Regions from separate parts of the Homo sapiens genome. Here region 2 is linked to region 1. Evidence: chromatin loops called from intact Hi-C (ENCODE). Cell type or tissue: ovary. All regions are shown on one strand. Links, peaks and the distances in the headings refer to the core of each region. The heading gives the core; the rest is flanking DNA. Region 1 overlaps JADE3 (jade family PHD finger 3). Region 2 overlaps ZNF157 (zinc finger protein 157).

Region 1 (15,132 bases), core at 5,982-8,481:
GAGCTAATATGAGATTTGCCACATTCCATTCCCCTGGCCGGTAGAGATGGAGCTTCTGACAGCTTAGGTCAAGAATAACTACAATAAGCTCTCCTACCAACTCACTTTAAATATGTAGCATACGGAATAAACAGACTTTGGTTGTGTTAAGCCACTCAGATTTTAGGTTCCTTTTGTTACCTTGGCAAACTTAGTCTATCCTGATTGATTATAGACCCACTTCATTGTTTTTAACTGCTGCAAAGTATTCCAGAGTATGAATGAACCTTATTCTGTCTAGCCGTTCTATTGATGGAAACCTAACTACTTTCTGAATTTTGCTTTTATAAACAGTTCTATGTTGATCATTGTGCAAATTTGTGAGAGTTTCTCCAGATATATGTTTAGAAATAGGATTGCTGGGTCATAGGGTTTGGATATTTTCAGTTTTATAGGATTCTGTCTTTGCTTTCCCAGGCGGCTACACCATCTCTCACCCTTTCAATGGTCATTTATGTGATATGATCCCCAAACTTTTTCTAGTCTTGGTTCCCCTCTCTGGATGCACTTTCATTGGTCACCATTAATGGTACTCAGATTGGAACATGGTTGTCCAGTTGTTGTCCAACTGAGGTAGACATTATGTTTCTGAATTCAGCCCGAGTTTAGTAGCTGCATCACTAAACTGTGGTGTTTACTGACATCAAAAGCTGAAACTGCTATCATCCTGTATTTGGGAAACAATTTAATTGCAGTGACTTTACATATGTTCTAGTTAAATTTCATCCTGTTTTTGCTTATAATATTTGCTTTTGAATTCTCCTCTTTTCTTTGATGAATGTTATCCCTCTTAGGGTCAATAACCCTAAATTCATCTATGTTACTCATCAAAGTTTTGATCAAGATAGGGCCAAGGGCATAGCTCTGTGTCCCACCAGAAGACTCCTACCTTCAGGATTACCTGCCTGCAGCCTGCATTTTTTTTAATCTATCAGCAGGAAAATCCTGTCAGCTGCCTCCACGTATTACTGTACCTATAAACAATTTTCTCAATAAATGAGTGACTGGAACAGAAAAGAGCCTAAAGTAAGTTGGGTGTGTCATGTTCTTAGAGAGCCTATGCTGGCTGCTAGTGACTGTTTTCTTTTTCAAGTGCTTATCCAGCCAATGCTTTATTAATGTGGTTTAGAATCTAGTTTGAAGTGATATTCAAGCTTTTTATTTGCAATAATTATATCTACCCCCATTGAAAATAAGGGAGATTTTTGTCTCTCTGTAGCCTATTGGGAGATCTGGTTTGAGTTTCCACAAATAAAGTAGTTTTTAGGATAATGACCAGCCAGGATGCTTGTGCTCTACTTCCCAGCCAGGGCATCTTTTCTCCCTGAACAATAACCAACCCTTTTTATAATTTAAGGAACTGTAAGGACTCCCTAGGCCAGTAGCTTGGGACATCACAAGTTAGGCTTCCTGGTAGTCTTTCTCTTGTTCTTTAGGACCAACCACGTGCCTAATTCCAGTTACTATTTTTCTATAAGGATTCTTAGTTATACATCTCAGAGTCCTGACTTAAATTAGCCTAAGTAACAGAAAGAGGGTTTACTGGTAAATGAAGTCCACAGGCTGCTGACTTTAGGAATGGCAACATCCAGGCTGTTATTGCAGCCCCAAATCTCCTTTTCTCACCTGTGTGTTCCTGTGATTTAGTTTCACTCTCAGGCAGACTGTATCTGTAGCAATGCAGTGCCTCTTTCCCAATACCTCTGTCAAAACACTTGGCTGACTTGTCGACCTAGCTTAGGCCATGTGCCTTAGACACAGGAGGTGTGTAGTGTTGGGGAAGGGGAGTGAGCCCTGATTCATTCTTCATTCATATGTTTGATGAGTGCCCAGTATGTACCAGGCACCGTGTTAGGCTCTGTGGTTATCACAGTGAACAACACAGGCATAGTCTCTGCCCTCTTGAAGTGTCAATGTGTAAGGAAATGGACTTTAATGTGCCCACAGTGATAAAGGAGAAGTTACTTGGTGCTGGGAAGCAAATGACATGGGTCCCTACCTACTCTGGGGTAGGGGACAGAAGGCTATCCTGAGGAAATGTTGTTTGGATTGAAATCTGACATGACTAGGAGATAGCCATGTGAAGTAGGATAGGGTGATGATGAGCAGTCCAGAGTAGGGGGTAGGATAGTATTGGAGGTAGAAAGGAACATACTCCAGGCACTGAAAAGAATACCGGATGTTGGGACCACAGAGACTGAAGGGGCAGAGTATCACAGGTAGGACTGGAAAATTAGGTTGGCACCACCTCTGACAGAGCTGCATGCTTTGCAGGAGATTTAGAAGCCATACAAAGTTTAAAGCAGGGAATCAAAGTGATTAATAGCCCTGGTCCATATGGGTAACTCACTTTCTGAGATACAGCTTAGTCTCATTAATTTACCAAGCTCACTTACCTGGTTAGCATTTAAATCTATGGACACCACAATATCTATCATGTTCAAACTGGGCTCAGGCATTGCCTCTCCCAAGAAGCAGTCCTCATTGCCCCTTCTTTCAAGCCACTGGAAAAGGATGGGTGTTCCTCTATTCCTGTTCCCTTAGTCCCCTGCTCAGAGTACTGTCACAGTTTTGTTTACCCCATCCAGGTCTGGGCAGAATGTGTAGGTGCCCAGCCAAGCTAATGATTGGCATCTGTGCAACAAAAAAAAAAAAAATGTTATCATAGCAGACCTGACTTTGAAAAGGCCTGCTTACAAGGTTGACTCTGGGCTGGCGAATAAGAACTTTATTTTGGGGATGGTTCTTGACCTTCCCAGAACGGATAAGGGTGGCTCATTGTGCCGGAATTGTTTATACAAGTAATATGGTTTATGCTGAATACCTGCTTTATTTCTTGAAGTCTAAAATTTTGGTCTGTACCAGTCAGAGGGTGCCTATGTGACCAGTCACCAATAAAAACCCTGGGGCAGAGTCTCTAGTGGGCTTCCCTAGTAGACAACATTTCACATGTATCATCACAACTTGTTGCTAGGGAAATTGTGTTCTGTGTATGCACTAGGAGAGGACTCTTAGAAGCTTGTGCCTTGTCTCCCCTGCACTGCATCCCATGAGCCTTTTCCCTTTGCTAATTTTGCTTTGTATCCTTACAGTGTAATAAATCATAGCCATGAGTATGATTATATGCCGAATCCTGTGAGTCTTCCTTGTGAATCACTGAACCTAGGGGTGATCTTGGGAACCCCTTACACAGCACCCTTGCAAAAACCATTATTTGTTCAATGCATATTTAAAGGAGAGAGTGAGCCTGGTAAGGAACCAGGTCAGAGAGAGAGGTTCTCTGATGGTGGCAGTGACTCTCCTGTTGAGCAGTCAGATTTCACCCTAAACTCGCACTCTCCACTCTACTAAACCGCAGTTCTGCAGGGGCCTAAAAGGGAGTCTGTGAGCACTGGGAAGCAACAGAAGGGTTTTACATCAAGTATCATAATCAGGTTTGCATTTTGGAAAGAATAAATGCCCCAGAAGCAGGAAAATTTGTGAGGGGAGTTTGCTTTATCAAATTAAAACTTACTACAAAGCCATTATAATAAAAATAATATGATAATGGACTAGAAATTGGTGTTATCCACATTTTCCAAATTCCAGCCTAAGTTCCTTCATCAGATCTTTATTGAGTTCTTTGATGGGCCCTGTGAGAGTGAACATGTGAGACTTAGTTCCTCCTTGGCTGTACTTCTGAGACAGATCATGCAAAAACAAGCATCATTTATACTGTCTACAACGGAACGCTCTGAACTTGTTTTTAGGTGGTTGTGATGCTATCAGTTGTCAAAGTAGTTATGTGGGGTTCTGAATTCAGAACTTGATAAAAACAGTAAATGAACAAAGGACTTTTTACCAGTCTCCTGTGAATTGCTGATATTTCAAATCGTTGCATATTAATAGCTTAGGGGTAGTTTTAATTTTTATAGTTTTTCAGCTGGTAAAAATGAAATATTTCTGTTTCCACAGTCTGCCACCATTGTTTTGTCTTCCTTTGTGTGTCAGGAGTGGTGTTTCCTAAGGGAAAACTTAATTAGACTGTGCAATAATTTTCTTTGGGAAATAGAGAAAGCTGGTTATGTAAAATACACTGGACGAAAGATCTTATAAAAAACCTTTGAAGGAGGGAAACATCCTGTACTGAGGGAACTGAGGTGGGATGATGGAGTTTTGGTGTCCCTGTTTTGCATTTCTAACAGTAAGCTTGAAAGCACAGGATCTTCTGACCATTGAAGCTGAAATTATGTATGCAGTGTTTCTCATGAAATAACATTTACCATAAAAAAGACTGCGTTTATACTTGGGTAATTCTAAAAATTTCTAGGCAGAAAATTCTAAAACCGTTAATGCAAAAAATTCACAAGCTCAAGACCCACACGAGCACACAAAAGCATTACATTGATTACATGTTTGTATATTGGCCAATCCCTGAAATGGTGTCTCAGAAGGATTAAAATTGAGCCTCTGTTCTGAGCATGTGGCTTCGGCTGTGGCCTGGGAGAGTGCCAGTTATTCGAAGCACCTGCGCCTCCTCACAGGGTCTTGTTGTGGCTGCCCAGGAAGATGGAGGAAAACTGCCTCACCACTCTAGTCACATATGCAGGGGTAGGAATCCTGCCTCTTAGGCTTCTCCTGCTCTGACTGACAAGAGACCCAGAGATGATAGTCTAGCCATCTGGTTGCAACTCTGGGGCAGAAAAAGCAGAAACTAGAATAAAATCAAATATATCCTCCCCCCACTGACACCAAGCACACACTGATAGTAATAATCAGAATACTTTTTTGTCAACAACCTCCTCTTGTGTTAAACAACATTCTGGAATCCTGGTTCGCCGTGTACAAATGGCACATGAAAAGAGGGTGCTCAGATCTGATCTAGAAATTTGAGATGTAGGTAGAGAGACCTAATACTCCACTGGGGACCCACAGGCTAATTACCTTAAGTCTGGTAAGTGGAATACAACTCCTAAAGGAAACTAGGTGTTTTGAATTGAGAAAAAAAAATGTATTTATAAGCGAGGCTTTATGTATTTCTTAATATATGTCCTTAAAAGTTCATAGGAATTAAACTTCTCTAGAATATGTGAGGGCTTTGGAGACTAAGAGAAGCAAAGGAAGGAAGCTTTTATTTTTTGCTTATTTTTGTTCATGAGCCAAATCCTGCAGTATTAGATTGAACCCTATGAAATTGCTGATATGCAAACATTTTGACTTGCAACAATGGCAGTTTCATATGGTTCAACCTAATATAAACTAATTTTTTTTTTTTTTTTTGGAGAAAGAGTCTTGCCCTGTCTCCCAGGCTGAAGTGCACTGGCTCAGTCTCCGCTCACTGCAACCTCTGCCTCCCAGGTTCAAACGATTCTCCTGCCTAAGCCTCCCAAGTAGCTGGGATTATGCGTGCCTGCCGCCACGCCCAGCTAATTTTTGTATTGTTAGTAGAGACGGGGTTTCACCATGTTGGCCAGGCTGGTCTCGAACTCCTGACCTTGTGGTCCACCCGCCTCGGCCTCCCAAAGTGCTGGGATTATAGGGGTGCTCTGATGTGTTACTCTGACATTCCAGTTAAATAGTTAACCACTGGTTGCAGGTGCCACGCTTATCTCTGGACAGGGGAGGTACCTTATGGCTGCCTTGGCATCAGACAGGATTAGAAACTTCCAGATAGAGTGACATTTGCTACTCGTATGGCTGCTGTTATGTACTTCTTTTGGGTCAAGTGCTTGACCCATCTGTGATCTTGGCATTAGCTACAGTGCCTTCCTCTGTGGATCCCAGCAGTAATGCCTACTTTGGAAAATTAGTACCCAAAGTGATTTAGTGTAGTACGACTGAGGTTTGTGATGAAATTTCCACTCTACAGTTAATCATTAAAAGCTGTGTTTCAAATTCTGTCAGTTAACTATTGCTGTATAACGACCACTTCAAAAGTTAGTGGCTTAAAATAGTAATTACTTAGTTCATTCTATGGGTCAGTCATTTGGGCTGGGTTCAGCTGAGCAGTTCTGCTGTTCTCAGCTGGTCTCCCCTTATGCCTATGGTCAACTACAGGTCAGCAGGGAGCTCTGCTTTTGAAGTCCAACGGCTGTCAACTGGGGCAGTGGTAGGAGGTAGGAGCACAGAGCTATGCATCTCTCATCCTGCAGCAGGCTAGCCCAGACTTGTTCTCATGGTAGTTGGTCAGGTTTCTAAGAGTGAATAGAAGCAGCAAGGCCTCTTGAGGCCTAGGCTCTGAACTGGCACACCATCACCTCATACTGTACTCGATTGCCCTAAGCAAGCCACAAAGCCAGTCCAGATTCAAGGAGCATCCATAAGGAAAGGGCATGGATAAAGAATTGGGGCCATTTTTGCTATCTATCACACAGATACAAATTACTCTTTTTTAAGGCACCAGTCTACTCCTATAACACTTAAAAACACATGTGTTCTATGTGTTTGGAATTAAAGACTGACCAGAAGCAAATAGGAAAGTATTAAAATTGTTCACATGTCATGACCCTGATGATGGTCCTCTTGTGAAGCTAAATTGTTTTGAAGCTTGGATGCTCTGAGACCTGGATGTGTATCACATTTTAAATCAGTCATTAATCCTGGATCCTTGCAATAAAATGATGTGAAACCCATAAATGAAGGTTTAAAACACAGCTGCAAATTTTTTTATTCTCTTCTCCTCGGGAGGTAGGATCTGTGCCTCCTTCCACTTAAATCTGGGTGAGCTTGTGACTACTTCAATACAATAGAGTATGAGACTTCTGAGGCTAAATCATAAAAGGCAATCTGCCTTGTTCATTGGAACACTCATACTAGGACTCCTGAGCTGCCATGTAAGAAGTTTGACTATTGAGAAGCCACCTATGCCAGAGAGGCCTTAGATAGGCACTCTGGAGGTAGTCTCTGCTAAGCCCAGCCATCCCAGTCAAAGATGCCAGATGAGTGAAGACGTCTCCAGATGATCCAGCTGTTTGAATCTTCCCAACTGAGGTCCCATACATTGTGGAGTAGAAAAAAGTCATCACTGCTGTGCCTATCTGAATTCCTGACCCACAAAATTCATGAAGTGATAAAGTGGTGGTGGTTTTATGCCACTAAATTTTGCAGTTGTTTGTTGCACAACAGTCAGTAACTGGAACAGCATAAGTGAATGGTCATGGGTGTGTTCCAATAAAAGTTTATGGACACTGAAATATGAATTTCACATAATTTTTATATGTCACAAAATATTTTTTAAATTGTTTTCAACCATTTAAAAATGTAAAAACCATTCTTAGCCTCCAGGCCATACTAAAAATAAGCAGTATGCTAGATTTGGCCCATGGGCTGTAGTTTGCTGACCCCGATCTAAAAGGTTGTGTAATAGTCATAAAATTTAAACTTGAGGGCTTCTCGTCAAGATGGCTCTGATTTCATACTTTAAATTCATATCTCCTTTCTTTAAAAGTGATAATAAAGTAAAAAATTAGACATATCTGTGGTCAAGAAAGTATAAATCTCTGGACCAGAAACAGATCAGACAATAAGTGAGGATTATTAGTTACAGGCCTATAGTTATGGACATTCTGGACTCTTAGGTCCAGAAAAAGGTAGAGATGGCTGGGAATTGTATTTCTGTAGATAATGGGATTAAAACATTCAGTGAATGGAGGAAATGATCCCTGACTGTGAAGTCAGAGATTGCCCATGAACAGAGACAGTAAAAAGATGTTGCTTCTGTTCAGAGTGGCAGGCAGGAGAGCAGAGAGAGACTTAGGACCAGGGACAAATGTATTATTGGCTCACTGTCTAAATCTGGAAGATTTTCAAAGAGATAAAGGAAGAATAACATCCATTACAAAATTTTTAAAGTCCAGTCCATACCTGGTAGGAACTCATTCTCGGAGATTTGATAATATTAGTGGTTAAAAATACTTTAAGTTAGTGATGGTACTATACACAGGCCACTCTGAGAGCATACTGCTGTTGATTGTCAAAGTGTGGGTGAGTCATAGTAGGGGAGGCATCCTAGAAGAGATTTGCTGTGCCTTATAAGGATAAGGCTCCTGTTTGCTGAGCCTTATAAGAATTAGTTTATATGTTTTAAAAGTGAGGAAGCAAGAAGAGGGTCCTCCTGGGAGAAGGGATGGTATAAAGCCTAGAGGTAGGAACTGCAGAGGTTCAGCATTGTTTGAGCATAAAACTGGGGCAGAATGTGGTGAGGGATAAAGCTGCAGAAGTAGACATGGCTTGATTGTGGAGGGCTGTGTTGGCCTTGATGAGGACCTTAATAAAGATCCTAGGAGCAAAGGACAGCCATTGAAATCTCTTGACCGTGGAGGCACATGATCCAATTTGTGTTTTAGATAGGTCTCTGGCAGTTGGGTGGAGGGTAAATTTGGGGACAACAAGATTAGGACTTTTAAAGCCAGTTAGGAAACTGCTCTTGCATTCTAGGTTTGAGGAAATAGATAGGTCCTAAACTAAGAAAATGACAGCTGAGATGGGAAAGGAACATTGATTTGGAAGATTATTTTAGAGGTTAACTGACAGGGCTTAATAATTGATTGGATGTTCCAGGGTAAGATATAGGAAAGAGTTCAGAGATTTTTCTAGATTTTGTGATGGCATAGAGGAAGGTGCCAACTGAGACCAGTTAGAAGGTAGGAAGAACTAGTGGAAAACAGAACATAGTTTCCTCAGTGTTGATCGTCTTCCAGCTTGATGTATCTGGTTGTCAGGACTTTTTTCTTTTTGTTGATGTATCTTTCCTATTCTTTCTTCCTTCCTTCTTTGCTTTGCTTTTCCCTCCTACCTTCCTGTCTCTTTCGCCTTTCCTTTCTATCTCCAGCTCTGGACCAGAGGACCTTGTTTTGGGAGCCATAAGCATGTGGGTAGGGCACTTCAGGGAACCACCATCACCTACAAGATGGTTAGAGGAAGAAAAAAAGTGTTAGCAACACAGGGAACTTGAAAAAAGCTTCTGGAAGCCAAAGGAGTAGTTTCAAGAAGGCCAGAGTGATCAGCGTGTCAAATGCAGCATACAGATACTTAAAGATGAGGGTTGGGAAGTATGCACATTTTTCCAAGAATTCTGGTGAGATAGAAGCAATTAAGGAGAGATTGAGAGTAAGGAAGGAGTTACAGACTGTAAACTACTTTTTGAGGAGTTTGCAAGAGAAGGCAAAGAAAGAAAGAAAGTGGATATTAGCTAGAGAAAAATGAAGTAGGGTCAAGAGATGGTTTGGGAATAAAGGTAGAGAGGTTGGAACCTGTTAACAGAAAGAAATCCAGCATAAAGGCAGAATTTGGAAGTTAAAAGGCAGATTTTTTCTGTTCATAGAAAATCATCCATATGTTTAGAGCTGTCTAGACATTAGAATAAATTGCTTGTTAGATAGTGAGCTCCTGGTCACTGGAGTAGTCAAGCAGAGCTTAGCTGTTTTCTGGTCAACTGTGTAGAAAGATACATTGGTGAGTGCCTTCAGGAGTTTTAGCCTGTGTTCAATTCCTAACAGTTTTCCCAAAGTTGCTTTAAGCATTATAAGTTAATGAGTTATTCTGTGGATCTGCCTTGCCTGGCAGCTCTCTAGAGATTTGTGGAATCACTAGACCAAGTTAATTTATTTGCCTTTGATCTTGAAGGATGAAATTAAACTGCAGATTTTCAGATAACAAAATATTGAGGCTTAGGGTCCAGGAAAGTTTCATCACATTGAACAATCAATCATGCTGTAGGCTCACAGGTATTTTTTTGACAAGATGGTCACTTTCCACACACAGCAACAAAGAGTCTTTGTTTCAAAATTTTGAGTTTAATTTTTTATCTGTCCATTTTTGTAAAATGGCGTTAACTCAGAATAATTAAAATAGGGCTAAGATAATAGGAGAAATGAATAGAAAGGAAAAACCTGCTTTCTTCTGTGTTTCATATTCCTATCTGGATGTTTTTGGTTTTCTAGGGCCAAGGGGAGGTAATTAGGTTCCATCCATGACTTAGATCTTTTAGTGATCTCTTTCGTTAACATTTAAAACAATTCAGGGGTAACTTGTTGTTTTGTCTCAAATGACTCAGGTACTGTTTCCAAATCTGGCTTCCTGGGGCGGCTACTGGAGCATGAACAGCAAAAATGACTGAACTCAACTAATTCTCAGAAAGCCATATTTTAGTCAGTACTTTCCAGCTTTCTCACTCATCATTGCTTTTACAGAACTAACAAGTGTTGTAACTAACTGATTAGCCTTTTATTTCTTCTCGAGTTACACATTTTAAATTCTGTTAACCTTTCAGAATGCTAATAAGTAGTGAAATGACTAAAATCCAGGCAGGGAGACTAGAAAATGCAAGGACTGAGAAAACAGCTCCCCGCTCCCAAGGCAAAACCAGGAATACCAGGTGTGGTGAATATTTATCTTTTGAGGAAAAATAGATATACTTCCTTGTTACAAAGTGACTTGCTTTCTTCTGGGCCCACAGATAGGGGGTCAGCCTCCCAATTATCCCCAGGCTTGTAAGTTTTACCCGTTTCTTAGCCTGTTTGTTTCCTCACTCTGGAAGAGTACAGTAAGTGAAAATCTCACAAAATGATAGGTTGATTCTTTCTCTTTCTCAAATTAATACTTTCCAGATATGTAGGAACATTAATAAACTGCTCTTTTTATCATATACTTGCTTTTTTAATAGTTAATTTTTAAATTTTGAGTTAATTTTTTATTTTGAGTTAAGAGATTTTGAGATAATAAATTTAGACAGGAGTTGCAAAAATAGTGCAGAGAGCAAACTTCCCATTCCAGACAGGATGGAGTAGACACATTTCAGTCTATTCCAATTCAAAGTAATGATACAGTGAGTTTAAAGGTAAATGGAAAATTAACCAGGCACAGTAGTGCACACCTGTAGTCCTAGCTACCTGGGAGGCTGAGGCAGGAGGATTGCTTGAGCCCAGGAATTGGAGGTTATGGTGAGCTACGATTGTGCCACTGCACTCCAGCCTGTGTGACAGAGCAAGACCGTATCTCAAAATAAAAAGTAAATGGATGGAAAAAAAATATCATGCAAACACCAATCAAAAGAAAACTGGAGTGGCTATACTAATATCAGATAATTAGATATCACAGCAAAGAAAATTACCAGGGACTAAAAGAATGATACAAAGGGTCGATCCACCAAGAAGGCATAGCAATTTTAAATGTGTATGCACCACATAACAGAGCTTCAAAGAACACAAAGCAAAACCCAACAGACCTGAATTGAGAAATAGACAAACCCAAACCCACAATTATGCTTGAGAATGTTAATACCCCTCTTTCAGTAATTGATAGAACCAGTAGACAGAAAATCAGCAAAGATATAGAAGAAATAACACCACCAGTCAACCAGATTTAATTGACATTTATAGAATGCTTCACCCAACAACAGCATAATATACTTACTTTTCAAGTGCACAAGCAACATTCACCAAGGTTGACTACATCCCAGGTCATAAAACAAACCTCAACAAATGGAAAAGAAGTGAAATCATATAGAGTATATTCTCAGACCATAATAGAATCAAAGTAGAAATCAAAAACAGAAAGACGGCTGGGTGTGGTGGCTCACGCCTCTAATCCTAGCACTTTGGGAGGCCAAGGCGGACAGATCACTTAAGGTCAGGAGTTCGAGACCAGCCTGGCCAACATGGTGAAATCCCCTCTCTACTAAAAATACAAAAATCAGCCGGGCGTGGTGGCACATGCCTGTAATCCCAGCTGCTCAGGAGGCTGAGGCACGAGAATTGCTTTAACCCAGGAGGCGGAGGTTGCAGTGAGCTGAGATCGTGCCACTGCACTCCAGCCTGGGCAACAGAGTGAGACTCTGTCTCAAAAAAGGAAAAAAACAAAACAAAACAGAAAGACTACAAGAAGTTCTCCAAACACTTGGAAACTAAGCGTCACACTTCTCATCAGTACAGTGGCTTGAATGCCTGAATGTAGATGAAAATATACCATATCAAAACTCGTGGCAGGGCGCAGTGGCTCACGCCTGTAATCCCAGCACTTTGGGAGGCCAAGGCGGACAGATCACCTGAGGTCAGGAGTTCAAGACCAGCCTGGCCAACATGGCGAAACCCTGTCTCTACTTAAAATACAAAAATTAGGTGAGTGTGGTGGCAGGCACCCAGCTACTCAGGAGGCTGAGGCACAAGAATTGCTCGAACCCGGGAGGCAGAGGTTGCAGTGAGCCAAGATCGCTCCACTGCACTCCAGCCTGGGTGACAAGAGCGAAACTCCATCTCAAAAAGAAAAACTTGTGGGGCGTAACTTAAATGAGTGCTAAGAAGGAAATTTAGAGCACTGAATGCTTATATGAGGAAAAGATGAAAGGCCTCAAATGAATAATCTAAGCTCCCACTTTAACTAGAAAAAGAAGAGCAAGATAAACCCAAAGTAAGTGAAGGAAGGAAATAATAAAAGAACAAAAGTCAATGTAATCAAAAACAGAAAAACAGAAAAAGCAATCCATCTAAAAACTGGTTCTTCCAAAAGAGAGATTCTGACTTAATTGGTAATGGGTGCAATTTGGACATTGGGATTTTTGTAAGTTCTCCATATGATTCCCATGTGTAATGGGGGTTGAGAACCTCTGCTGGGGAGGCCAAATACATTTTTTTGGGATTTAACATGTATTGGCATTTATCTACCAGACCCTTTGATTTCTCCCCAGGGAAATTTGTTGCCATTTCATTTTCCCTCATTTTTTGTTGCCTTCAAAGTCAGTACTGACTTGTATGTTAACTTCCATGTCTGACTGCTCCTTTGCCATGGGCATTGATCTGACCAGAGGTGAGGGTTTAACAGTAACCCTCCTTCATGTCACACCCATATCCTATTTGATTGATCTTGGGATTAACTCAAACCCCCCTCTAATTGGTTTGTCACACATCATTGGTTAACAGTTTTAGGCTGTGATCACCCAAGCCACAGTGTTTGGTGCACCTGGTCCTGTGACCCTGGCTCTGTGGGAGCCAAAGGACTTGGTTTCTCAGTTTTTTCCTTGTCTGTCCTCTTTCTGGTGGCCAGTACAGTGCCTGCCCTCTGTTAGCACAGTATTAAAAGTTGGTGTGCAGTGGATTTGAACTTGCTCAGTAAGTTTGGGGTCATTTCTGTGTGTTTAACCTTATATGTGAGGTTTACATGCCTCACATATAAGGCATGTTACGTTGTTACGAAAACCTGGGATAAAGGTTGTTTTTCCTTCTAATAAATTGGGATGATTACTTTAAATCACATGAACGTTATTGTAAATGTATAATGGGTACATGTGGGTAAAAATTTCAGTGTGGAAACAACTCACAGCAGCAGATAAAACAATGGGAAATCGTTTTTTTAAATCGTTTGAGTTTCTATCTGGAGAAAGAATTGTGTATTTCATAGTAAAAGCATCTCTTATTGATTTACTTTACTCTTAAGAGGTCTTATCTGCAAATGGTATTTTATCTTAAAGGGACTTGTTTTGTACATGTATATATCTTTTTATTCTTAAGATACCAAGTTGACTTATCTGGGTAGTTGAAATTTTTTTTTTTTTTTTTTTTTTTTGAAACGGAGTTTCACTATTGTTGCCCAGGCTGGAGTGCAATGGCGCGATCTCGGCTCACTGCAACCTCTGCCTCCTGGGTTCAAGCAATTCTCCAGCCTCAGCCTCCCGAGTAAGTGGGATTACAGGCGACTGCCACCATGCCCAGCTAATTTTTGTATTTTTAGTAGAGACGGGGTTTCACCATGTTGGCCAGGCTGGTCTGAAACTCCTGACCTCAAGTGATCCGCCTGCCTCGGCCTCCCAACGTGCTGGGATTACAGGCGTAAGCCCCCGTGCCCAGCTGAAATTTTTGAATATATGTACATAAATTAAGAAAATGTACTGCAAAATTTTTAAAAGTTATTGGAACTGGGGGCCTTTTCTTCAAAAGACATAAAGCAGGCCGGGCACAGTGGCTCACGCCTGTAATCCCAGCACTTTGGAAGGCTGAGGCGGGCAGATCACGAGGTCAGGAGATCGAGACCATCCTGGCTAACACGGTGAAACCCTGTCTCTACTAAAAAATACAAAAAATTAGCCGGGCGTGGTGGCGGGCGCCTGTAGTCCCAGCTACTTGGGAGGCTGAGGCAGGAGAATGGCGTGAACCTGGGAGGCGGAGCTTGCAGTGAGCTGAGATTGCGCTACTGCACTCCAGCCTGGGCGACAGAGCGAGACTCCGTCTAAAAAAAAAAAAAAAAGACATAAAGCAGATTTTAATTTAGAAAGGGCTAGCACCATTAAAATCTGTCAAGATAACATTATAGAGTTGACCACCGAGTGAGGTCTATAGCAGCCAAACAGTGAGCTGAGAAATTAGGGATTGGGGTGGGGAGTGTTAGGAGAGTGATAATTCAATTGTATTCTTCAAATTTTCAATGTTCTTTCTTTCAGTAAACATTTTTTTTAGTTTAGACCGGAGGTTGACAAATCAGCGTGTGAGCTAAATCTAGCTTGTCACTTATTTTGATATGGCCTACAAGCATACAGAATGGTTTTTACATTTTTAAATCATTGAAAAATAATGAAAGGAAGAATAATATTTCATAACACATGAAAATTATATGAAATTCAAATAGTATAATAAAGTTTTTTTTTCTTTTTTGAGACAGAGTCTCACTCTGTTGCCCAGGCTGGAGTGCAGTGCATGATCTTGGCTCACTGCGACCTCCACCTCCTGGGTTCAAGCAATTCTCATGCCTCAGCTTCCTGAATAGCTGGGATTATAGGCATTCACCACCACGCCTGGCTAATTTTTGTATTTTAAGTAGAGATGTGGTTTTGCCGTGTTGTCCAGGCTGATCTCGAACTCCTGACCTCAGGTTATCTGTCTGCCTCGGCCTCCCAAAATGCTGGGATTACAGGCGTGAGCCACTGCACCCGGCCACAAGTTTTGATATGCTGTATTTTCATCTACATTCAGGCATTCAAGTCACTGTATTGAGAGAAGTGTGATGTTTAGTTTCCAAGTGTTTGGAGAACTTGTAGTCTTTCTGTTTTTTTCTTTTTTGAGACAGTCTCACTCTGTCGCCCAGGCTGGAGTGCAGTGGCACGATCTCGGCTCACTGCAATCTCCGCCT
Region 2 (15,132 bases), core at 3,898-6,397, 420 kb after region 1:
AAGTAATTCTCCTGCCTCAGCCTCCCGAGTAGCTGGGATTACAGGTGTGCACCACCATGCCTGGCTAATTTTTGTATTTTTAGTAGAGACAGGGTTTCACCATGTTGGCCAGGCTGGCCTTGAACTCCTGACCTTGTGATCCACCCACCTCGGCCTCCCAAAGTGCTGGGATTATAGGCATGAGCCATGGTGCCTGGCTGATAATCATTTTTAATACAGTTTTAGAGGTACAGAAAAGTTAAGATAGTACCTATAATTCCATATGCTGTCACCTCCTCAACCCCCCCCACAACTGGTGCAGTTTTCCCTATTATTCACATCTTGCATTAGTGTGGTACATTTGTAAAAATTAATGAACTGATAGTGATATATTACTATTAATTTTAGCCTACAGTTTATAGTAAGGCTCACTGCTTTGTGTTGTACATAGGGGTTTTGGCAAATAGATCATGACATATATCCACCAGTGCAGCTTCATACAGTTTCATTCCGTTTCACCTGTGCTTCAGCGATTCATCCTGCCTTTCCCTCTGCCCGAACCTCTATCAACCACTCATTTTTTACTGTCTTTGTAGTTTTGCCTTTTTTTTTTTTTTGACACTGTGCCTCACTCTGTTGCCCAGGCAGGAGTGCCATGGTGTGATCACTGCTCACTGCAGCCTCTACCTCCCAGGCTCAGGTGATCCTCCCATCTCAGCCTCCTGGGTAGTTAGGACCACAGGCACATGCCACCATGTCTGGCTAATTTTCAGTATTTTTTATAGAGACACGGTTTTACCATGTTGCCCAGTGTGGTCTTGAACTCTTGGGCTCAAGCAATTTGCCCACCTCAGCCTCCCAAAGTGCTGGGATTTACAGATGTGAGCTATTATGCCAGGTCTAGTTTTGCCTTTTCTAAAATGTCATGTAGTTGGAATCATGCAGTATGTAGTCTTTTCAAACTGGCTTCTTTCACTTAGCAATTTGTATTTAAGGTTCCTCCATGTTTTTTTGTGGTTTGATAGTTCCATGAATTGGAAGTACCACAGTTTGCTTATTCCTTCACCTACCGAAGGGCACTTTCATTGTTTGTAGGTTTTAGCAATGATGAAAAAAGCTACTATGAACATTCATGTGCGGATTTTTGTGTGAACATGTTTTGAACTCAATTGGCTAAATAACTAGGAGCATAATTGCTATGTCATATAAGCTTTATAAACTTTATAAGAAACTGCCCAGGCAGGGCGTAATGGCTCACACCTATAATCCCAGCACTTTGGGAGGCTGAGGCAGGTGGATCACCTGAAGTCAGGAGTTCGAGACCAGCCTGGCCAACATGGTGAAATCCCGTCTCTACTATAAATACAAAAAATTAGCTGGGTGTGGTGGCAGGTATCTGTAATCCCAGCTACTTGAGAGGCTGAGGCAGGAGAATGGCTTGAACCTGAGAGGCAGAGGTTGAAGTGAGCCACGATCGCGTCATTGTACTCCAGCTTGGGCAACAAGAGTGAAACTCCGTCTCAAAAAAAAACAGAGAAACTTCCCAACTGTCTTCCCAAGTTTTTCACCATTTTGCATTCCCACCAGCAATGAATGAGTATTACTGTTACTCCTCATCTTCACCAATGAAACCACCATTGCAAAATTGTAACTGAGACAGTGAAAGAGATCTAATCTGATCAACCCCATCTTTCTTCAAACCTCCGAGCTGTCCTTGTTCATTCCCGAGCATAGGCTGAACTAACTTAGGGAGGAACTTAGTTTGTAGTTTAAAACAAAGATGTTAACAGGCTTTTCCCAAGGCAAATCCCCTGCTTGCCTGGGGACTAGATTGCCTTTGTAGGAATAACAAGTTAGCCACCAGATAGAAATTATGGTTTAGGAGTCATGCAGCCGGAGACTACAAGATTCTGACCCTCTCTAAACTGCTCCTAAGATCAGTGCTTGAGATATTTTGCAGACCCTGGACCTAATGGATCAGCTGGCAACACCCAGATCGATAAATTGGCTCATCTGATCTTGTGGCCCCCACCCAGGAACTGACTCAGCACAGGAAGACAGCTTCCATTCCCTACGGATTCATCTTTGACCTGACCAATCAGCACTCCCGGCTTACACTGGCTCTCCCCTACCCCTGCCCCCCACCCCACCAAATTATCCTTTAAAAACTCTGATCCCCAAATGCTCGGGGAGACTGATTTGAGTATTAATACAACTCTGGGTCTTTGTGAATTACTCTGTGTGAATTACTCTTTCTCTATTGCAGTTTCTCTGTCTTAATAAATCTGCTCTGTCTGGGTAACAGGCAAGGTGAAGCCATTGGGCAGTTACACCAGCATTTGGTATTGTCAGCTTTTTAATTAATTAATTAATTATTTTGAGACAGTGCAGTGGTATGATCACAGCTCGCTGGAGCCTCAACCTCCCCAGGTTCAGGTGATTCTCCCACCTCAACCTCCCAAGAGTAGCTGGGACTACAAGCATGTGCCACCATGCCTGGCTAATTTTTGTATTTTTAGTAGAAATGGGGTTTCACCATGTTGCCCAGGCTGGTCTTGAACTCCTGGCCTCAAATGATCCTCCCGCCTCAGCCTCCCAAAGTGCTGGGATTACAGGTGTGAGCCACCATGCCCAGCCTTTTTTTTTTTTTTTTTAAAAAAAACCACATTCTAATAGGTGTGTGATCCTATCTCCTTGTTTTAATTTGCAATTCTCTAGTGACATGATGTTGAGGACCTTTTTATATGCTTATTTACCATCTGAATGTCTTTGATGAGGTCATCTTTTCAGATCTTTTGCCCACTTTTTAATTGAGTAGTTTGTTTTCTTATTGTTGAGTTTAATAGTTCTTTGTACGTTTTGGATACTGTAACCTCCCAATGGGTTCCCCTTGCCCGCTGCCTAGACAGAGCTGATATTAAGACAGGGGAACTGCACTAGAGAAAGAATAATTCACGCAGAGCCAGCTGTACGGGAGACTGGAATTTTTATTATTACTCAAATCAGTCTCCCTGAAAAGTTGGGGATCGGAGTTTTTAACGATAATTTGGTGGGTAGGGGCCAGTGAGTTAGAAGTGCTGATTGGTCAGGTCATGGATCAAATCATAGGAGTTGAAGCTGTCCTCTTGTGCTGAGTCAGTGCCTGGGTGGGGGCCACAAGACCAGATCGAGCCAGTTTACGGATCTGGGTGGTCCCAACTGATCAATTAAGTGCAGAGTCTGCAAAATATCTCAAGCACTAATCTTAGGTTTTACAATTGTGATGTTATTCCCAGGAACAATTTGGCTAGAGTCAGAATTTTGTAGTCTCTAGTTGCATGACTCCTAAATCATTACTTCTAATCTTGTGGCTAATTTCTTAGTCCTACAAAGGCAGTCTAATCCCCAGGCAGGAAGGGGGTTTGTTTTGGGAAAGGGCTGTTATCCTCTTTGTTTCAACGTTAAACTATAAGCCAAGTTCCTCTCACGCTGGGCGCGGTGGCTCATGCCTGTAATCCCAGCACTTAGGCCGACGCAGGCAGATCACCTGAGGTCAGAAGTTTGAGACCAGCCTGGCCAACATGGTGAAACCTCGTCTCTACAAAATTATAAAAATTAGCTGGGCGTGGTGGCCTGCACCTGTAATCTCAGCTACTCGGGAGGCTGAGGCAGGAGAATCGCTTGAACCCAGGAAGCGGAGGTAGCAGTGAGCCGAGATCGTGCCACTGCACTCCAGCCTGGGCGACGGTGCCAGACTGTCTCAAAAAAAAAACTAAGTTCCTCTCAAAGTTAGTTTGGTCTGTGCCCAGGAATGAACAAGGGTAGTTTGGAGGTTAGAAGCAAGACGGAGTTGGTTTAGGTTGGATCTCTTTCACTGTAATAATTTTCTCATTATAATTTTACAACGGTAGTTTCAATACAAGTCCTTTATGAGATAAGTGTTTTGCAAATATTTTCTCCCAGTCTGTGGCTTGTCTATTCTGTCATCAGCGTCTTTCACAGAAGAGAAGTTTCTAATTTTAATAATGCACAACGTACTGTTTTTTTTTTCTTTCACAGGTCATACTTTTGGTGTTGTATTCATATACATATATATTTTTATAGAGATGGGGTCTCACTAGGTTGCCCAGGCTGGTCTTGAACGCCTGGGCTCAAGCGATCCACCCACCTCAGCCTCCTAAAGTGCTGTGATTACAGGCATGAGCCACTGCACTTGGCTGGTGTTGTATTTAAAAACTCATCACCAAACCCAAGGTTACTTGGATTTTCTTCTTTGTTATCTTATAGAAATTTTATAGTTTTTCATTTTACATAGAGATCTATAATCCATTTTGAGTTAATTTTTTTTTTTTTTTTTGAGACAGGGTCTGCACTCCAGCCTTTGTCACCCAGGCTGGAGTGCGGTGGTGCGATCTCGGCTCACTGCAACCTCTGCCTCCTGGGTTCAAGCAATTCTGCCTCAGCCCCTGGAGCAGATGGGACTACAGGTGCACACCACCACAACCGACTAATTTTTGTATTTTTAGTAGAGATGGGGTTTCACCATGTTGGCCAGGCTGGTATCGAACTCTTGACCTCAAGTGATGCACTGCCTTGGCCTCCCAGTTTTGAGTTAATTTTTGTGAAACATATAAGGACTGTGTCTAGATGCTTTTTTTTTTTTTTTTTTTGCATATGGATGTCCAGTTGTTCCAGCACCATTTGTTGAAAAGACTTATTTCTTCACCGAATTTCTTTTGCTCCTTTGTCAATGATCAGTTGGCTGTTTTTGTGTGTATATATATTTCTAGGTTCTCTATTCTATTCCATTGATCTATTTGCCTATTCTTTCACCAATACCTCTGTCTTGATTAGTCTAGTTTTATAGTAAGTCATGAAGTTGGGTGGTCTCAGTCCTCTGACTTTGTTCTTGTTTAGTACTATGTTGACTACTTTGGATTTTTGCCTTTCCATATAAACTTTAGAATCAGTTTGTTGATAGCCACAAAATAATTTGGTGGGAATTTGATTGGGATTATGTTGAATCTCCTGATCAAGGTGGGGACAATTGACATGTTAACAGTATTGAGTCTTCCCTTTAGCAGCAGAGAATCCATACGGGTCTGCAGCAACCTCAATTCTTGCCTCCTCAGAAAAAAGAATTTGAGGGGCATAAGACAGAGTGAGAGACCAGGGCAAGTTTTAGAGCAGTAGTGAAAGTTTATTAAAAAGCTTTAGAGCAAGGATGAAAGGAAGCAAACTACACTTGGAAGAGGGCCAAGCAGGCGACTTCAGAGATCAAATGTGCGGTTTGACTTTGACTTGGGGTTTTATGCTTCCTGGGTCTATATTACCCCTCCTTTGATTCTTACCTTGGGGTGGGCTGTCCGCATGTGCTGTGGCTTGTCAGCGCTTGAGAAGGGGCCGCATGCGCATTGTGGTTACTGAAGTTCTACGCATGCTCACTTGAGGAGTTTTTCCCTTACCAGCGGAGTGTTCCTAAAGGAAGGTTATATACCAGTTAAACTCGGCCATTTTGCATCGTAGTGCACATGTCTTGAGCCCACTGGCCCAACTCCTGAGATCTTATTGGGAAGCTGCTGATCACCAGTTTCAGGTTTTTTGGTATCTGTTGAGAGACTGCCTTTCCCTGGCGCCAGCTGCAACCAATTATTATTTTTATTTATTATTATTATTTTTCTTTTTTATTATTATTTTTCTTTTTTTTTTAGGAGGAACAGGAGAAGCAGGAGGAGGAGGATGAGCAGGAGAGAAAGGAGGAGGAGAAAGAGGAGGAAGAGGAGCAGGAGGAGGAGAAAGAGAAGGAGGAGCAGGAGGAGGAGAAAGAGAAGGAGGAGCAGGAGGAGGAGAAAGAGAAGGAGGAGGAACAGGAGGAGCAGGAGAAAGAAAAGGAGGAGCAGGAGGAGGAGGAGAAAGAGAAGGAGGAGGAGGAGGAAGAGGAGCAGGAGGAGGAGGAGCAGGAGGAGGAGAAAGAGAAGGAGGAAGAGCAGGAGGAGGAGGAGCAGGAGGAGGAGGAGAAAGAGAAGGAGGAAGAGCAGAAGGAGAAAGAGCAGGAGGAGGAGGAGCAGGAGGAGGAGGAGAAAGAGAAGGAGGAAGAGCAGAAGGAGAAAGAGCAGGAGGAGGAGAAGCAGCAGGAGGAGGAGCAGCAGGAGGAAGAGGAGCAGGAGGAGGAGCAGGGAGCAATTATTATTTTAGAGAGACAGTTTTAACAACTGCCTGACCATCACCTCCTGGTGGGGTTTGAGGGGGGGTGCTCTCCTGCTCTGCTCATGTCTAACTACCTAACTACCTAATTACTCTAACATTTCTGTCAATAAACATGCAATATCTCTCTGTTTACTTATATATTCTGATATATTTCATGTCAAATTTTGTTTGATTTTCCTCATGTATGTCTTCTACATATTTTGTTAGGTTTATGTATATTTTATCTTTTTGGTGCTAACGTAAATGGTATTATGTTTTTAATTTTAAATATCAATTGTTCATTTCGGGTATATAGGAAAACAATTGACTTTTATTAAGCCTGTATCCTGTGACTTTACTATAATCACTTAATAGTGCCAGAAAATCCTTTACTGAAATGGATTGTGAGAGTAGCTAAATGATAGGGGTAGTATGTTTGATTTTGAATGCTGTAGAGTGGAAGAGCATGTCTGGGTTGATGCAGGACCCACAGCTCATAGTGACCAATCACAGATGGCTGTACTTGAGCCAGACACACAAAAACACAAGAAGTTATTCATGAGGGAAGACCTAGCATGCCAGACTTGCTCAAAGCCACTGTAAAGTGTGTTTACCCTGTCAGCGGAAAGAGTCAAATTCTGTAAAATATTTGAAGAGACTTATTCCAAACCAGCACTCAGGAGATACTGAGAACAGGTGCCCAAGGTATGTGTTAGATGTCCACTGATTCGGTTCGGAAAGGCGGGACAACTTGAAGTGGGGGCTTCCAGGTAACAGGTAGATAAGAGACAAAAGGTTGCATTCTCTTGGGTCTTTGATCAGCTTTTCACTGAATACATAATTTACATGTGAGAGGGGATAGAATAGTCTGCCTAATGAAACAACAGGGCAGAGGAAGCAATCAGATACCCATTTGTCTCAGGTGAGCAGAGGGAGGACATTGAGTTCTGTCTGTCCTTTGTCATCCTGCACCTGTGAAGATAAGCTATCAATTTACGTTGCCAGGGTGAAATTCAACAGAACTTTTTTTTTTTTTTTTTTTTTTTTTGAGACGCAGTCTCGCTCTGTTGCCCAGGCTGGAGTGCAGTGGCGTGATCTCAGCTCACTGCAACCTCTGCCTCCCGGGTTCAAGCGATTCTCCTGCCTCAGCCTGCGAGTAGCTGGGATTACAGGCTTGTCTCGGACTCCTGACCTCGTGATCCGCCCACCTCGGCCTCCCAAAGTGCTGGGATTACAGGCATGAGCCACCGCACCCAGCCCAGAACATCTTAAGGTAAAGGTCTTGAGGCCCACAAGGTCTTTTCTTGTGGGCAAATTGCGAGGGAGGCATGTAGCCTTTTTTTTTTTTTTAATCTTTGTAGCTATCTTATTTGGGAATAAAATGTGAAGCAGGTTTGCCTAACACCCTTTGGCTTAATGATTTTGGAGTCCTGAGATTTATTTTCCTTCACAACCCTAAGTATAGGACTGTGTAACATATGCCAAGAGGAGCACCCCTGATGAAGCAGCTGATAGGCTTCATATGCAGGCCATGTGGGACTGGCTTTATGGTGCCTATGATATTCACCCACTGAATATGCCCATTACCCAGGCCATATTCAGCTATGGTTAAGGGGTCTTTTTGCATAGGCACCCCATGTAAACTTACAGCTGCAAAATACAGCAATAGACCCAAAAGCCTCATTGAATTTGCTGCCTCAGCTTCCCTTCAGGGATCCCACAGCTGCTAATGAAAACATTAAGTTAACGTGAAAATGGGGAGAAGCCTAGGGAAGGGTCAAGTCTACCAGCAAAGTGGAAATCTCTCAGTGGCTATTAAGAAATGGGATGGCCGGGCGCAGTGGCTTATGCCTGTAATCCCAGCACTTTGGGAGGCCGAGGTGGGCGGATCACAAGGTCAGGAGTTTGAGACCAGCCTGGCCAATATGGTGAAACCCCATCTCTACTAAAAAATACAAAAAAATTAGCCAGGCGTGGTGGCGGGCACCTGTAGTCCCAGCTGCTTGGGAGGCTGAGGCAGGAGAATTGCTTGAACCCGGGAGTCACAGGTTGCAGTGAGCTGAGATCGCACCACTGCACTCCAGCCTGGGTGACAGAGAGGGACTCAGTCTCAAAAAAAAAAAAAAAAAAAAAAAAAAAGAAATGGGATGGCTGGGCTTTGTTTGGTGGCTCACACCTGTAATTCCAGCACTTTGGGAGGCTGAGACAGGTGGATCGTTTGAGCCCAGGAATTCAAAACCAGCCTGGGCAACATAGCGAAATCCCATCTCTACAAAAAAAAAATAATAAATAAAAAAAATTAGCTGAGCATGGTGGTGCACGCCTGTAATTCCAGCTGCTTGTGAAGCTGAGGTGGGAGGATCACTTGAGCTGGGGAGGTCAAGCCTGCAGTAAGCCATGATCGCACCACTGCACTCTGTCTCAGAAAAAAAAAAAAAAAAAAAAAAAGACCAAGGGCAAAGGTTCTTTGGCTCCACCCCGGGATGGGGACCCAAAGCTTTGTGCACATGAAATGGGTGGTGAAGAGAAGTTTCTGGGTAAAATGGGAGGAAAAGAGAACTTTCTGGGACCCCTTTATATGGAAGCCTCATACACGGAGGTACCAAAATCCATTAGTGAAGCTGTAACATGGGCTACAACTAGACTGGGAGAATATAGAAATGTAACAGTTGATAGGATTAAGGTGTACATTTGGGTGAAAATTGGAATGTGTTTAAACAGGCTTTGTGGCTGGGTGCGGTTGCTCACCCCTGTAATCCCACCACTTTGGGAGGCCGAGGCGGGTGGATCACTTGAGGTCAGGAGTTTGAGACCAGCCTGGCTAACATGGTGAAACCCTGTCTCTACTGAAAATTAAAAAAAAAAAAAATTAGCTGGGTGTGGTGACATGTGCCTGTACTCCCAGCTTCTCAGGAGGCTGCAGTGAGCCGAGATCGCGCCACTGCACTCCAGTCTAGGTGACAGAGCGAGACAAAGTCTCAAATAAATAAATAAGTTTTTTTTAAAAAATAAAAATAAACAGGTTTTAGCTGAATGTTTTATGGGAATGGATATTATGACTGACAGGGAACACTTCCCTTAACTAGTATTGTGACACTCAAACCTGTTGATGAAATCCCAATGGAGGAATGTAAGGGTTGATGGGATTAAGGTGGAAGTTTGGAAAATTTGTAGATTTGAACAGGCTTTATTTGAAATGGTTGCATCTCTTTTACCTCAATGTATTATGGAGATTGAAATTGTATCTGACTGTGGAATGTTTCCCCTCTCTAGTATTGTAAATTCACCCTTCAACCAGTATTACTTGAACATGCTAAACGGGAACCAGTAAGATTGCCGAAGCCCACGAAGTATACAATAGAACCTGGGGTGCCGCACAGACAGATTACCTGTACAATAGCCCTTTGTGGAGCAGAGACCGGCGCTTATGGCAAAAGCCTAAGAGCGCCTCCTAGTGGTAACCTGGGACTTTGGACTAGAGAATTTCCAGTTGAGCTTGGATTAGACATTAATTGAAAGTGCCCTTATGATTGAAGGACATAAAATAATTTTGAAACCTAAAATATCCATGATGTCTTGGGTGATGGTGTAACGCTCCAATAGGGAGTGCAGTGCCCAGAGTAGTTCCATAATTACATGGAAATGGTTCGTACAAGAATATGCTGCCAGGGGAGTGCGGAATTAGCGGTTTTCACAACCAGGTAGACTCCTTTCCGCCGGGACTGATGGAGGAGGAGCTGGTCGGTTCTGTCATCGACTGGACAATGCTCCAGCTCTCAACTGACCAACAAAAAGATGCTTGGTTTGTGGATGGCAGTTCCAAGGCGAATGGACTGCATCGTGTTTGGATGTCCCAATGGCGTCCATTATAGCAAAAGGATCCAATTTAGGATTATGTTTAGCATTTACGTGTCATCACTTTAGTGTTATTCAGTTGAGAAGGTTCCTTCTTTGCCTCTCATAACTCTTTGAAGATTTAATTAAATAATAGTATTTAAGTATTTACAAATTTATATTCTTCTCATCATATAAATTGGAATAATGATTACTGAAGCAGATCTGAATAGTCATACAAGTAAGTATATAGAATATATATTAGTTACCCCAGAGCATGAAGAGAGAAATTCCCATGAGCTAAATATTCACATGATGGATTTTACGGTGTTACTCTAAGTCCAGTCCACCTAGCATTTCCAGTTGAGCACACCCTTCCTAGGTGAAATGATAGAAAGAATAACAAACTCTTGAGTGCTAGCTCTGTATCAGTGCTGCCCTAAGCGATTCCGTGTGTGTGTGTGTGTGTGTGTGTGTGTGTGTGTGTGTTTGAGACAGAGTCTTGCTCATGTTGCCTAGGCTGGACTGCAGTGGCACGATCTTGGCTCACTGCAACCTCTGCCTCCCGGGTTCAAGCCGTTCTCCTGCTTCAGCCTCCTGAGTAGCTGGGATTACAGGTGCGTGCCACTACGCCCAGCTAATTTTTGTATTTTTGGTAGAGACAGGATTTCACCATGTTGGCCAGGCTGGTCTCAAACTCCTGACCTCAGGTGATCCACCTGCCTCGGCCTCCCAAAGTGCTGGGATTACAGGTGTGAGCCACTGCACCCGGCCATGATTCCACGTATGAATTCACCCAAATTTCACAGATGACAAGACTGAGGCTCAGAGGAAGGTAGTAACTTAGCCAGAGTAATAGCACGAGTGTGAGTCAGAGCCAAGATTTGAACCCAGGCAGCGTGGCTCCCACCACCATGTTCTTGCTTGTTCTCTTCTGTGTCCAGGAGATTCCTTCCTACCTGACCTTGTTCTCGACGCTCTCTGGTTACTTCTGCATAGCCACAGTCTAAAGCAGTTATACAACCATCCTAGGTGAGCTATGCATTTTTAAAAATTAAACTTTGATTTTGAGATCAGTATCGATTCCCATGCAATTATAGGAATAATACAGAGAGATCGTATGTGCGCTTTATCCAGTTTCTTCCAATGGTAACACCTTCCAGAACAATAGCACAATATCACAACCAGGATGTGGCCATTGACACAACCCCAGGATGTCTCCTGCTGCCCTTTCACAACCACACCTGCTACCCTTGTTCCTGCCATCTATCCCCTCGAGGTTCCTAACCCCGACACTAATCTGTTCTCTATCTCTAGAATGTTGTCATTTCACGAGTGTTATATAAATGAAAGTATACAGTATGTGACTTTTTTTGTTTTTTTTTGAGATGGAGTCTTGCTCTGTCGTCAGGTTGGAGTGCAGTGGTGCGATCTCGGCTTGCTGCAACCTTTGCCTCCCAGGTTCAAGCAATTCTCCTGCCTCAGCCTCCCAAGTAGCTGGGACCAGAGGCGTGCACCATCACACCCGGCTAATTTTTGTATTTTTAGTAGAGATGGAGTTTCACCATGTTGGCCGGGCTGGTCTTGAACTCTGGACCTCAAGTGATCTGCCCATTTCAGCCTCCCAAAGTGCTGGGATTATAGGCATGAGCCACGCCACCCGGCTCCCAATTTGCCCTTTATTTATTTGTTATTTATTTGCTTGTTGCCTTTGTTTCCTGTGTATTTTAGGATGCTTCTAAGTATAAATAAATACGTATTAGAATAAAAGGAAGAAAAAAAAGAAGAAAATATCAATACAAGTTTTAGAAAGTAGGCATGCCTGTCAGCAATCCTACTGAGCCTACTGAACAAGAAAACTTTGCAGTCTTTTTTTTGTTTTTGTTTTTTTTGAGATGGAGTCTCACTCTGTTGCCCAGGCTGGAGTGCAGTGGTGTGATCTTGGCTCACTGAAACCTCTCTTCAAGCGATTTCGTCCATCAGCGTCCCAAGTAGCTGGGACTACAGGCGTGCACCACCATGCCCTGCTAATTTTTTTTTTTTTTTGAGTCAGAGTTTCGCTCTTGTTGCCCAGGCTGGAGTGCAGTGGCACGATCTCAGCTCACTGCAACCTCCGCCTCCCGGATTCAAGTGATTCTCCTGCCTCAGCCTCCCGAGTAGCCTGGGATTACAGGCATGCACCACCATGCCCGGCTAGTTTTGTATTTTTAGTAGAGACGGGGTTTCTCCATGTTGGTCAGGCTAGTCTCGAACTCCCGACCTCAGGTGATCCACCTGCCTCAGCCTCCCAAAGTGTTGGGATTACAGGCATGAGCCACCATGCCCAGCCTGATTTTTGTAGTTTTAGTAGATGGGGTTTCACCATGTTGGTCAGGGTGGTCTTGAACTCCTGAGCTCAAGTGATCCGCCCATCCCAGCCTCCCAAAGTGCTGGGATTACAGGCATAAGCCACCATGCCTGGTCCTGAAGTCTTGCTTAATCTGTATATTCTAGGAAGACACAGCAGAGCAGGAGCTGCAATCAAGAATTACAATGCCTCAGTCGGGCGCGGTGGCTCACACTTGTAATCCCAGCACTTTGGGAGGCTGAGGTGTTCTCAGGAGTTCGAGACCAGCCTGGCCAATGTAGTGAAACCCCCATCTCTACTAAAAATACAAAAACTAGCCAGGCATGGTGGCACATACCTGTAATCCCAGCTACTTGGAAGGCTGAGGCAGGAGAATCACCTGAACACAGGAGGCTGAGATTGTGCCACTGCACTCCAGCCTGGGTGACAGAGCAAGACTCTGTCTCAAAAAAAAAAAAAAAAAAAAAAAGAATTACAATGCTTCTACGGAGAAATCAATAATTCATTTATAGTGGAGAGTTCCTGATATTTAAATTTTTTTATTACTTTATTATTATTTTCTTAGAGAATTACAATGCTTCTACAGAGAAATCAGTAATTCCTTTATAGTGGAGAGTTCCTGATACTTAAATTTTTTTATTACTTTATTATTATTATTTTCTTAGAGACAGGGTCTTGCTTCATCTCCCAGGCTGGAGTGCAGTGGCACAATCATAGCTCATTGCAGCCTCGAACTACTGCACTCAAGTGATCCTCCCACCTAAGCCTCCTGAGTAGCAGTGACTACAGGTGCTTGTCATCACGCCCAGCTAATTTTTTTGATTTTTAGTAGAGATGAGGTCTATGTTGCCCTGGCTGGTCCTGAACTCCTGAGCTCAAGTCATCCTCCCGCCTCAGCCTCCCAAAGTGCTGGGATTCCAGGCCTGAGCCACTGTGCCTGGCTATGTGTTTTTTTGTTTTTTTTTTTTGAGTCAGAGTCTTCCACCTGAGTCTCCCGAATAGCTGGGACCACAGGCGCACACCAACATGCCTGGCTAATTTTTTAATTTTTATTTTTGTAGAGACAGAGTCTCATTATGTTGTCCAGGCTAGTCTCGAACTCCTGGCCTCAAGCACTCCTCCTGCCTCAGCCTCCTGAGTTGGTGGGATTACAGGTGTGAGCCACTGCATGCAGCAGTTCCTAATACTTGAGTGTCAAGAAATCCTCTGGGGTGTGCTCAGAGCAGGGGGCCTGAAGAATGCTTCTTCTGTTTACAACACACCCAATAGGAATCTGGGGTCATTGTGACGGGGGGCACAAAACTTGTGACCTCTCTATGAACAAATGCCCCACATGTGAAAAAAAGAAATCTTTTGTTAAATCTTCATACGGATGATGGAAACAATATTTTCTTTTCTTTTTTTTGAGATGGAGTCTCCCTCTTTTGTCCAGCCTGGAGTGCAGTGGTGCGATCTCAGCTCACTGAAACCTCTACCTCCCAGGTTCAAGCAATTCTCTTGCCTCAGCCTCTCGAGTAGCACCACCACGCCTGGCTAATTTTTGTATTTTTAGTAGAGACAGGGTTTTACCATGTTGGCTGGGCTGGTCTCGAACTCCTGACCTCAAGTGATCCATCCGCCCTTGGCCTCCCAAAGTGCTGGGAGTACAGGTGTGAACCACCACACCCGGCCGGAAACAATATTTTCAATTACAACCTTGTCATAAGTGATATTACAGGTCTTCTGTGGCTATTTGTCATTTGAAAAGATTTTTTCATTAATTTTTTTTCTTTTTTCTTTTTTTTGAGACAGAGTCTTGCTCTGTCGCCCAGGCTGGAGTGCAATGGCAGATCTCAGTTCACTGTGACCTCTGACTCCTGGGTTCTAGCGATTCTCCTGCCTCAGCCTTCCAAGTAGCTGGGAGCCATTAATTTTTTTTTTTTTTTCCAAGACAGAGTCTTGCTCTGCTGGTCAGGCTCAAGTGCAGTGGCCTGATCACAGCTCACTGCAGCCTCAATCTCCCAAGCTCAAGCAGATCTTCCCACCTCAGCCTCTCGACTAGCTGAGACTACAGGCGCACGTCGCCATGCCTGGCTAATTTTTTAATTTCTTGTAGATAGGAGGTCTCCCTATGTTCCCCAGTCTCTCTCCTTGGTCTCATTCAGTTTTTAAGTAAGATTTTAAAAACTACAGGATGAAGGGCGGGCACAGTGGCTCATGCCTGTAATCCCAGCACTTTGGGAGGCCGAGGTGGGTGGATCACTTGAGGTCAGGAGTTTGAGACCAGCCTGGCCAACTTGGCAAAACCCCGTCTCTACTAAAAATACAAAAATTATCTGGGTGTAGTGGCACATGCCTGTAGTACCAGCTACTTGGGAGGTTGAGGTGAGAGTATTGCTTGAGTCCAGAAGGTTGGGGCTGCAGTGACCCAAGATCATGCCACTGCATTCCAGCCTGGGCAACAGAGCGAGACCCTGTCTCAAAGAAAAATAAAAGGAAGCAGTGGTTATTGCATATTGTACTGTACTTGTCTCGCTACCACTGAGTAGAATTTGCATTCCACGTATTTTCATCTTTACCATCCTCTTGAATCTTCAGTCTATCTTCCCTTCCTGTTTGATGTCTTCATGCTTTTCCAGCACTCTTTTTCTGGCTGGTTCTATTTTTTTCTGAGTTGGTAGATGGTGCACAATTTGAGTTTTCTGATGATTTTATTCTCAAAGAAGCCTGTGTGGGAGGAGCATTACTAAATAAGGAAGTGCTAGTCAATATCCAGATGACTAGAAATGGATAAAGTATTGTTCCCAACAGGGATCCAGTGTCCCCAC

The links. A loop is a pair of places that touch in the nucleus more often than their neighbours do. Peaks named below come from ENCODE experiments on the same cell type or tissue, not always from the same donor. Only the 100,000 strongest peaks of a DNase experiment are listed, where the experiment ranks them.
Region 2: it touches region 1 in a loop (5-fold over the local background); 1 of 110 quality-filtered maps calls a loop at or near these places.

Annotation. Positions count from the first base shown.
Region 1 is chrX:46,957,558-46,972,689 of GRCh38, forward strand. All of the region lies in intron 1 of JADE3 (jade family PHD finger 3), which reads left to right. Among named protein-coding and RNA genes, the nearest start is that of JADE3, 53 kb to the left of the region's middle. RefSeq lists an enhancer at 6,082-6,261. In ovary, for the core only: no CTCF peak of the experiment used is centred there; no DNase peak of the experiment used is centred there.
Region 2 is chrX:47,375,116-47,390,247 of GRCh38, forward strand. The region is part of intron 1 of ZNF157 (zinc finger protein 157); the gene reads left to right. SNORA11C (small nucleolar RNA, H/ACA box 11C) reads left to right here and starts at 13,535; the gene lies at 13,535-13,661. It also overlaps the pseudogene LOC100419232. RefSeq lists an enhancer at 6,021-6,520. In ovary, for the core only: no CTCF peak of the experiment used is centred there; a DNase peak (open chromatin) is centred at 5,356.